Linked DNA regions of Homo sapiens: all the other regions are linked to region 2. Evidence: chromatin contacts called from ENCODE Hi-C or POLR2A ChIA-PET data. All regions are on one chromosome and are shown on one strand. The core of a region is the stretch at or near the end of the contact, and the rest is flanking DNA. Distances in the headings are between cores, read along the strand shown. Region 1 has its middle 53 kb from the start of SLC44A1. Region 2 overlaps SLC44A1 (solute carrier family 44 member 1). Region 3 has its middle 87 kb from the start of SLC44A1.

Region 1 (2,730 bases), core at 223-2,722, 190 kb after region 2:
AAGTCTCAAGGTCAACTCAAAGTAATAAGCCGTTCCCCACATAGTTTTTATAGGTTAATTCCTTTTTCCTCACTGTAATATCTTCTTCACTCTCCACCAGATTTAGCATCCCTTTCCTGTTGTAGGTTAACAACCGTATCCTTTAAGTGGGACTATTACCAAAAGAAGCAGAAATAGGAGCATTTGCTATTTCTCTTGGAGAGCCCATTCACACATTCCTCTTCTTGCAACTGCTTGGTATCTTGAATCCCAAAGAGCCGTAGCAGTATCTGGCCTCTTCTGACATCTTAGAACCAAGCATACTATTTAAATGCACGTGAGTCTTTGCTACATTCAAGCAACTGAGCCACATAAATCTTAAATATCAAATAAAAAAGAAGGCTTTCTAACTGGTTAACGAAACTGGTTGTAAAAAATGTCTCCAACCGAGAGAGAACACAGACCTGCCTTTAGCTGCCTCTGTTCTTTAAAAGTGAAAATGCAGCATGTTAGAGAAAGTAAGAGAGTGGCAGCCTTCAAATTCTGTCTTGTAGACTGGAATAGTAAAACGAACCCCAATTCTGCTCAGGTGTCTTCCTTTAAGCCTAAGTGAAGACTGTAAGTCTATTGTAACAGCAACGGGGCCAGGCTCAGTGGCTCATGCCTGTAATCCCAGCACTTTGGGAAGCCAAGGTGGGCAGATCACTTGAGGTCAGGAGTTTGAGACCAGCCTGGCCAACATGGTGAACCCTGTCTCTACTAAAAATACAAAAATTAGCTGTGCATGGTGGCATGCACCTGTAGTCCCAGCTACTCGGGAGGCTGAGGCAGGAGAATCACTTGAACCCGGGAGGTAGAGGTGCAGTGGGCCAAGATCGCACCACTGCACTCCAGGCTCGGTGACAGAATGAGACTCCTGTCTCAAAGTAAAAAGAAAAAAATGGGAAGCAAAGGGAGGATTTTGGCTGCTTTTGCATTTTGAAGCCCTGAGAGATTCGTTTTCTTTCAGGGTACCTTGGAAAAGAGAATAGTTTAAGAGCAGCCTCAAGGGAGTCCAGACAACAGAAGAAAAGTTAAAGAGTCAGGAGAGTTTTGTTTTTTTTGTTTTTTGTTTTTTTTTTTGGAGACTTAGACAAATTTCAGTGTGCTGATGAATCCAACACAGTCCCAACTATCCTGTCATAGGAAATGAAATTTTGATCTGAAGTCAGGTTTCAGAAACACTCAGGAAAGTCTGTAAACCTAGCAAAACCCCAATTCAGCTGCTTTCTCACGCTCTTCAAAAGTACTCTGAATCCTGTCCTTTTCTTTTCCTTGACTGAAGTGGCTGTAGCACTAAAGAGTTGGCTAGCCAAGGTCATGGCTCTGGTGTAAAATGACCTAGTTTCCCAGATCACTCCTCCTGGGCAGCTAGACCCACTGTTGTCTCCTGTTTGATTGTGAAAGCATTGAACTTTCGACTTACAAAACCGCAAACTGAAAAATGGGTGTCGTTTTAAGTCACGAAATTTGTGGTAATTTTTATGTAGCAATAGAGAACAAATACAAACACCTTCCTCTTTCATTCCTCAGAAAAAAAGTTGAGAAGACCCATTACTCAGCTGTATGCACAAGGAAAAAGGGCATTCCTAGAATATGGGTGTGGATCTCTATAAAACAGGCATTTGTGAGTACAACTCCCTTTTTGAGAAAGGATCTGGGTGTCTGAATCCTCACTAATGAAACCGTGGAAATACTGATTCCAACCTAATAGAGGAGTCTCTCCTCTTTAGAGTATAGCAGATCCAACTCAACGGTTGCAGCACATTTAAAGTCCGCTAAAATGTGCAGCGAGTATTGCACACAGTAACACAACGGGACTAATAAAAGGATAAGAAAACAGAGTCTAGGCGCAGTAGCTCACGCCTGTAACCTCAGTGCTTTGGGAGGCCAAGGCGGGAGGATCACCTGAGGTCAGGGGCTCGAGACCAGCCTGACCAAGATGGTGAAACCCCGTCTCTACTAAATACAAAAAATTAGCCCAGTGTGGTGGCTCATGCCTGTAATCTCAGCTACTTGGAAGGCTGAGGCACCAGAATTGCTTGAATCTGGCAGGCAGAGGTTGCAGTGAGCTGAGACGACACCATTGCACTCCAGCCTGGGCGACAGAGTGAGACTCCATCTTTGTTGTTGTTGTTTTTTCTTTTTTTTTTTTTGAGACGGAGTCTCGCTCTGTCGCCCAGGCTGGAGTGCAGTGGTACGATCTCAGCTCACTGCAAGCTCCGCCTCCCGGGTTCATGCCATTCTCCTGCCTCAGTCTCCCCGTAGCTGGGACTACAGGCGCCCACTACCACGCCCAGCAAATTTTTTGTATTTTTAGTAGAGACGGGGTTTCACAGTGTTAGCCAGGATGGTCTCGATCTCCTGACCTTGTGATCCGCCCGCCTCGGCCTCCCAAAGTGCTGGGATTACAGGTGTGAGCCACCGCGCCCGGCCTGAGACTCCATCTTTAAAAAAAAAAAAAAGGGAAACGGGACTGCTGGGGGCAGGAGGTGGCCAAGGTGGTCGACTAGAAGCAGGTAGTGTGCGTAGCTCTCACAGAGAGGAATCAAAGGGGTGAGTAAATACAGTACCTTCATTGAAACATCCAGGTACATGCATTGGGACTAATCAAGGAAACAACTTGACCCATGGAGAATGGAGAATAGCAGGGCAGGACAGTAGCTCACTCAGGAGTGCCACAGAGCCAGGGGAGCCTCCCCCTGCCCAGGG
Region 2 (2,700 bases), core at 52-2,551:
TGCCCAGGCTGGTCTCAAACTGCTGAGCTCAGGCAATCCACCTGCCTCGGCCTCCCAAAGTGCTAGGATTACAGACATGAGCCACCATGCCTAGCCTACTTAAATGAACTTATTTTATAGCATATATTTTAAAGTTGAAAACCTACAAATCAGGGGTATCCAATCTTTTGGCTTCCCCAGGCCATCCTGGAAGAAGAATTGTCTTGGGCCACATATAAAATACATTAAGGATAGCTGATGGGCTTAAAAAAAAAAAGGCAAAAAATCTCATGTTTTAATAAAGTTTACGAATTTGTGTTGAAAGCCTTCCTAAGCCATATGCGGCCCACAGGCAGCAAGTTGGACAAACTTGCTATAAATCAAATCATTTACTAAAGTGTAAAGAAGACAGAAAGGAAAGTCCTTACCTCACACTTTTGAACATTATATGCAGTCAGGGGACACATTGTTTAAAATTATTTAAGGATGCAGACAATTATATAATATTTGAAAATAAACATGCTATTTAAAAAAATACGTGTTTAAATTAGGAAGTAATTAGACCAATATATGATAGAGGCATCTGTTTCTATGCTATAGTGACAATATCCATGTGAAAAGCAGCTCAAGGTTCTCTTACACTCATTAAGCTGCTTTTTTCAAATAAAAGTGGAGTAGAGAGATATATTTGTGTACATATACATATATAATATCAACTACCAGAAATAATTTATCCATCTCACAATTAAACTGGGAGAAGACTAGATTGTCTTACTGAGTGGGAATGTGGGTATTGATGAAAACAGCCTTGTTTGCTACTGAAAAATAGCTTAAGAAACAAAGAAAGTACAACCTAGGCAACAGAAGAAAAAGTCAGCCAAGGGAAAAGGACAGCAATGTAAGCAGAACCATACTTTTAAAAGGGGGAGTATGAATTTTAGCAAGTTGAAAGGAATTGCTATGATCACCTTCCAAAATGATAAAAATCAAACCGTCAGTTCAAGTGTACACCAAAATGTTCAGTCTGATGAAAGCCAAACACTGACAGTTAAAAAGGAAACAAGAGCAACAGCAGTTTTACCTTAGGGAAAAAACCATCATCCCCTACCCGCCCCTGCCGAGCACTGACGAGGATGCTGTTCCTTTCAGCTTACTTTTATAGAAGGTGGTCTCAGTTGTGACAAGAATTCTGCCATCCAAGTGATGGGTAAGCACACAAACAGAAAGAGCAGCATGTCCTGCGTGATACAGATAACAAAAGCTTCTCCTGAAGAAGTGCAGTCAGTGAAGACAGAGAGAGAGAGGAAGTGAAAGTGAAATTCTTGGAGGGCGGCCACCTCCTCATCTCCACCTACCATCGGCTTTAGCTCTCTGGAATCAGCGACGCCTCCCTTACCAGCTTCTTTCATTGCTTTCCTACTGTTTTCCACAAACTCCTGCAAAATATGGACCATATTGAATAAATTCTTGGGTCCTTTCAGATTTGTTAGTAGATGAATTCTAAAGAACATCTACATTTTTGACTCAATCTTGGTAAATGGATGGCTTAAAAACATAGCAATAAATAATGTTTAGTATCACACATGAGAGTTGCTAAATTTGTAGAAATGGACTCTGCAATTCGCTGATTAAAAAAATCTTCTTTCCATCCATTCATTGTGACAATCTTACTAAGGCTCCAAGAGATAATGTTAGTTCTACCTGGAAGAGAAAATACCTAACATTTTTAAGAGGCTATTTTCTCATACTCAGAATATCATTTTATTTGTTGTTGTTGTTTTTTTCTATATCAAGGTTAAATGAAACAACAAGAACACGTTACTCCATAAGCCTCCACTTTTAAATAACCATAGAAGGTAAAAGAACACATTGATACTGCTAAGCACATAATGCTTTTTTTCTTAACCAAACCATAAACAAACTACTCTTTTTAAAAAAAGTGTCAATCTGACCATGACATTACTTCATGAAGCAGGAAGACAGGGTGTATCAACCAGAACCTATGGTTAGTAGTAGTCGAAATGGGAATGTGCCCAAAGGGAACATTTCTATTCTGTCAACGTTTACGGGGAACTTCTTCATTAAATATCCTCACCATTCCTACAGAGAAAACTGAAGGGTGGAAAACAGTTATTTTTTACTCTGCTTTTGATCAGTGACTTAAAAAACAGTAACACTCTTCTAAATGCTTTAGTCACAAAAGAGATACAATAATCATGATCAAATTCCATTAAGAAAATAACCAGTTAGAATTAGTTTAGACATTAAGAAAATGTCCAGAATTTAGCTGATGTTGCCAGAAAAAGAGAAAATCAGTGCCAAATAGGTCAGCTAAATCATTTGGAATTCTTGCTATTGAAAAGAAAAAAAAAATCTAGGCTGGGCATGGAGGCTCACACCTGTAATCCCAGCATTTTGGAAGGCCGAGGCAGGCAGATCACCTGAGGACAGGAGTTCAAGACCGGCCTGGCCAACATGGTAAAACCCCATCTCTACTAAAAATACAAAAATTAGCCAGGAGTGGTGGCACATGCATGTAATCCCAGCTATTTGGGAGGCTGAGGGAGAACTGCTTGAACCTGGGAGGTAGAGGTTGCAGAGCCAAGACCATGCCACTGCACTGCAGTCTGGGTGACAAAGCAAGACTCCGTCTCAAAAAGAAAAAAAAAAAAATCTAGCTTATTTATTAATACACTTATTTTAGATTTAACTGGATAAAAT
Region 3 (2,753 bases), core at 168-2,667, 230 kb after region 2:
CTGACAGAAGCACAGAGGAGACCCCAAAGAGCCTCTAAAGAATCATAGTGGGCGGGGCACAATGGCTCATGCCTGTAATCACAGCACTTTGGGAGGCAGGCTCACGCCTGTAATCACAGCACTTTGGGAGGCAGAAGCGGGCAGATCACCTGAGATCAGGAGTTCAAGACCAGCCTGGTCAACATGGCGAAACCCCATCTCTACTAAACGTACAAAAATTCGCTGGGCATGGTGGCAGATGCTTGTAATCCCAGCTACTCGGAAGGCTGAGGCAGGAGAATCACCTGAACCTGGGAGGTGGAAGTTGCAGTGAGCCGAGATCATGCCATTGCACTCTAGCTTGGGCAACCAAGAGTGAAACTCCGCCTCAAAAAAACAAAACAAGAAAGAAAAGAAAAGAAAAGAAAACAAAAGAAAAGAAAAGAAAAAAAAGAATCACGGTGAGTCTATGTTTCTTGCATAGAACCTCTGGGGTCCCAAGTGGCCATGGAGGCCACAGTTCTACTTCCGGCCCTAGCCCCGCCCCTACCCGCCTACCCACCATCGCAATGCATGATGGGCCACCACTTCACTTGGGCCACATCCACGAGACCCGAAGCTTCTTCCAGGTGGTGTGTGGCTGCCCCGAATGCGCTTTGAGAACATCCACTCCTTCCCCAATTTATATTGGGGGAATCAATAGTTTTTGTGCCTATCACCTCGTGTAATCGCAAAGATTTGTGCATAAAAGTTATGCCAGGCCGTGCACGGTGGCTCAAGCCTGTAATCCCAGCACTTTGGGAGGCCTAGGCGAGTTGGATCACCTGGGATCAGGAGTTCCAGAGCAGTCTGACCAATATGGAGAAACCCCGTCTCTACTAAAAATATAAAAATTAGCCAGGTGTGATGATGTGCACCTGTAGTCTCAGCTACTCTGGAGGCTGAGACAGGAGAATTGCTTGAACCCAGGAGGCGGAGGTTGCAGTGAGCCAAAAGCGCGCCACTGCACTCTAGCCTGGGCGACAGAACGAGACTCTGTCTCAAAAAAAAAAAAATAAAAATAAAAATAAAAAAGTTATCCCATTTCAGGGTAAGGGGATCACTGTATTTATTCCTCTTTTTAAGTCCAGTGGAAGTTAGGGATGAAATTGCCCAATGTGAGCCATGCCTTTTTAGTCTCGTAATTTGTTTCTCCCTGGAAGTCCTTAGCAACAGGCAGGAGACAGCAAAGTTCCCAGTGCACTGTGCTGAGTGGCAGAGGGTAGACCTGGCTCCATAGGAAGTCTGTCAGCCACAGACTGAACAGCTCCGTGGCTTTTGACCATATTTGCAGTGTCTCCCAGAGTTGTGAGCAGAAGCAGAGAGAGGATGCTGTGCACCAAGCGCTTGTAGGATCAGGCTTGCCCTGGCAGTCAGGCCATGGCTCTGGTGTCCAGATGATGGAGGGCAGGCCTCTCTGCTGTTGTAGCCGGGCTAAGCAAGTATGTTAATCTTCCTTTGTCACTAGGTGGCAGAATATAATTAAGATGTCAGAATTTCTTCCATAACATTGGAAGGCGTTTCTAGTTCCTTCTTAATGACCTCCTTCATTACTTTGCAGTATTTGCTAATGCCGTTTAGGACTGAGGCAATGAAATAAAATTTCCTTCTGCAAACATTTTCTATATTTATCCAGGATTCTACTTTTTTCATTTAACTGGCTTGCCTCTTAGGGAGAAGCATCCTTAACATAAAGTACATTCTCTTCTTAATGGCTACTGTTTGGACAATCCAAACTTCTTATTTTTATGTATTATTTTGTTACTCTTTGTGGGGTAGAAATAAATACTCTCCTGTCACATGTAAAATTTCAAATAGGTTTATTATAATGCATAATGTGATAATCCATTTTATAAATTAAAAATACATGAGTCCACATTGATAATAAATAGCTTTATTGATTTTCCTAACTATAAAGGCAATAGACACTCATTTAAAAAATTCTGAAAATACAGAAAAGTATAAAAAAGAAAAAATAATAACCAGTAATCCCACTATTCAAAGAGACCAAGCAGAAGGATGATAGAGTACCCCTGAATAATTGATCTTATCAAGTTGATGAAGCATAATTCTAAAAAAAACACATGGGTAAATATATGCCTCATAAAATATAATCCTGGGCTACCTGAAGGCCTGGGTCAGCACTTAACTCTTTTTTTTTTTTTTTTTTTTTTTTTTTTTTCCAGATGGAGTCTCACTCTGTTGCCCAGGCTGGAGTGCAGTGGCATGATCTTGGCCCACTGCAACCTCTGCCTCCCGGGTTCAAGCGATTCTCCTGCCTCAGCCTCCCGAGTAGCTGGGATTACAGGCATGAGCCACCACACCCAGCTAATTTTTGTATTTTTAGTAGAGACAGAGTTTCACCACGTTGGCCAGGCTGGTCTCAAACTCCTGACCTCAGGTGATCTGCCCACCTCGGCCTCCCAAAGTGCTGGGATTATAGGCGTGAGCCACTGGGCCCCGCGAAAACTATTTTTTATTAACATTTTATTATGAAAAATGTAAAGCATATACAAAAAAGTAGGAAGAACTTTATAACAAACCTGATGTATCCACACCCAGCTTCAAAAATTATCAATACATGGCGAATCTTGTTTCATCAATGCATGCTGACTTTTCTCCTCTCTAGTCTAGATGATGTTGATGATGATGATGATTACTGTTATTATTTGAGATAGGGTCTCACTCTGTCTCCCAGGCTGGAGTGCAGTGGTACGATCATGGCTTGCTGCAGC

What was found. Hi-C counts contacts between places; a loop is a spot of excess contacts on that map. ChIA-PET counts read pairs that join two places held with the same protein, here RNA polymerase II (POLR2A). Pooled maps may share reads with other maps.
Region 1: a loop to region 2 is called in a map of K562, with 2.1 times the contacts of the local background. The contact joins two enhancer-like sites. A Hi-C loop is called at or near these places in 1 of 168 maps with a recorded cell type or tissue (K562) and 4 of 50 pooled maps. POLR2A ChIA-PET finds 5 or more read pairs at or near these places in 2 of 52 experiments (OCI-LY7 and Panc1).
Region 3: a loop to region 2 is called in a pooled map, with 3 times the contacts of the local background. The contact joins two enhancer-like sites. A Hi-C loop is called at or near these places in 1 of 168 maps with a recorded cell type or tissue (MCF 10A) and 6 of 50 pooled maps. POLR2A ChIA-PET finds 5 or more read pairs at or near these places in 4 of 52 experiments (CD8-positive, alpha-beta memory T cell, activated CD4-positive, alpha-beta memory T cell, activated T-cell and 1 more).

Annotation. Positions count from the first base shown.
Region 1 is chr9:105,190,658-105,193,387 of GRCh38, reverse strand. No RefSeq gene overlaps it. Among named protein-coding and RNA genes, the nearest start is that of SLC44A1, 53 kb to the left of the region's middle. Within about 2 kb of position 1,472, at least 5 of the 41 ENCODE cell types and tissues checked have a DNase peak (open chromatin) inside an H3K27ac peak, as active enhancers do.
Region 2 is chr9:105,384,137-105,386,836 of GRCh38, reverse strand. It overlaps SLC44A1 (solute carrier family 44 member 1), which reads right to left. Exons shown (of 16, transcript NM_080546.5): 15 at 1,335-1,415. Among named protein-coding and RNA genes, the nearest start is that of FSD1L, 63 kb to the left of the region's middle. Within about 2 kb of position 1,301, at least 7 of the 41 ENCODE cell types and tissues checked have a DNase peak (open chromatin) inside an H3K27ac peak, as active enhancers do.
Region 3 is chr9:105,156,000-105,158,752 of GRCh38, reverse strand. No RefSeq gene overlaps it. Among named protein-coding and RNA genes, the nearest start is that of SLC44A1, 87 kb to the left of the region's middle. Within about 2 kb of position 1,417, at least 7 of the 41 ENCODE cell types and tissues checked have a DNase peak (open chromatin) inside an H3K27ac peak, as active enhancers do.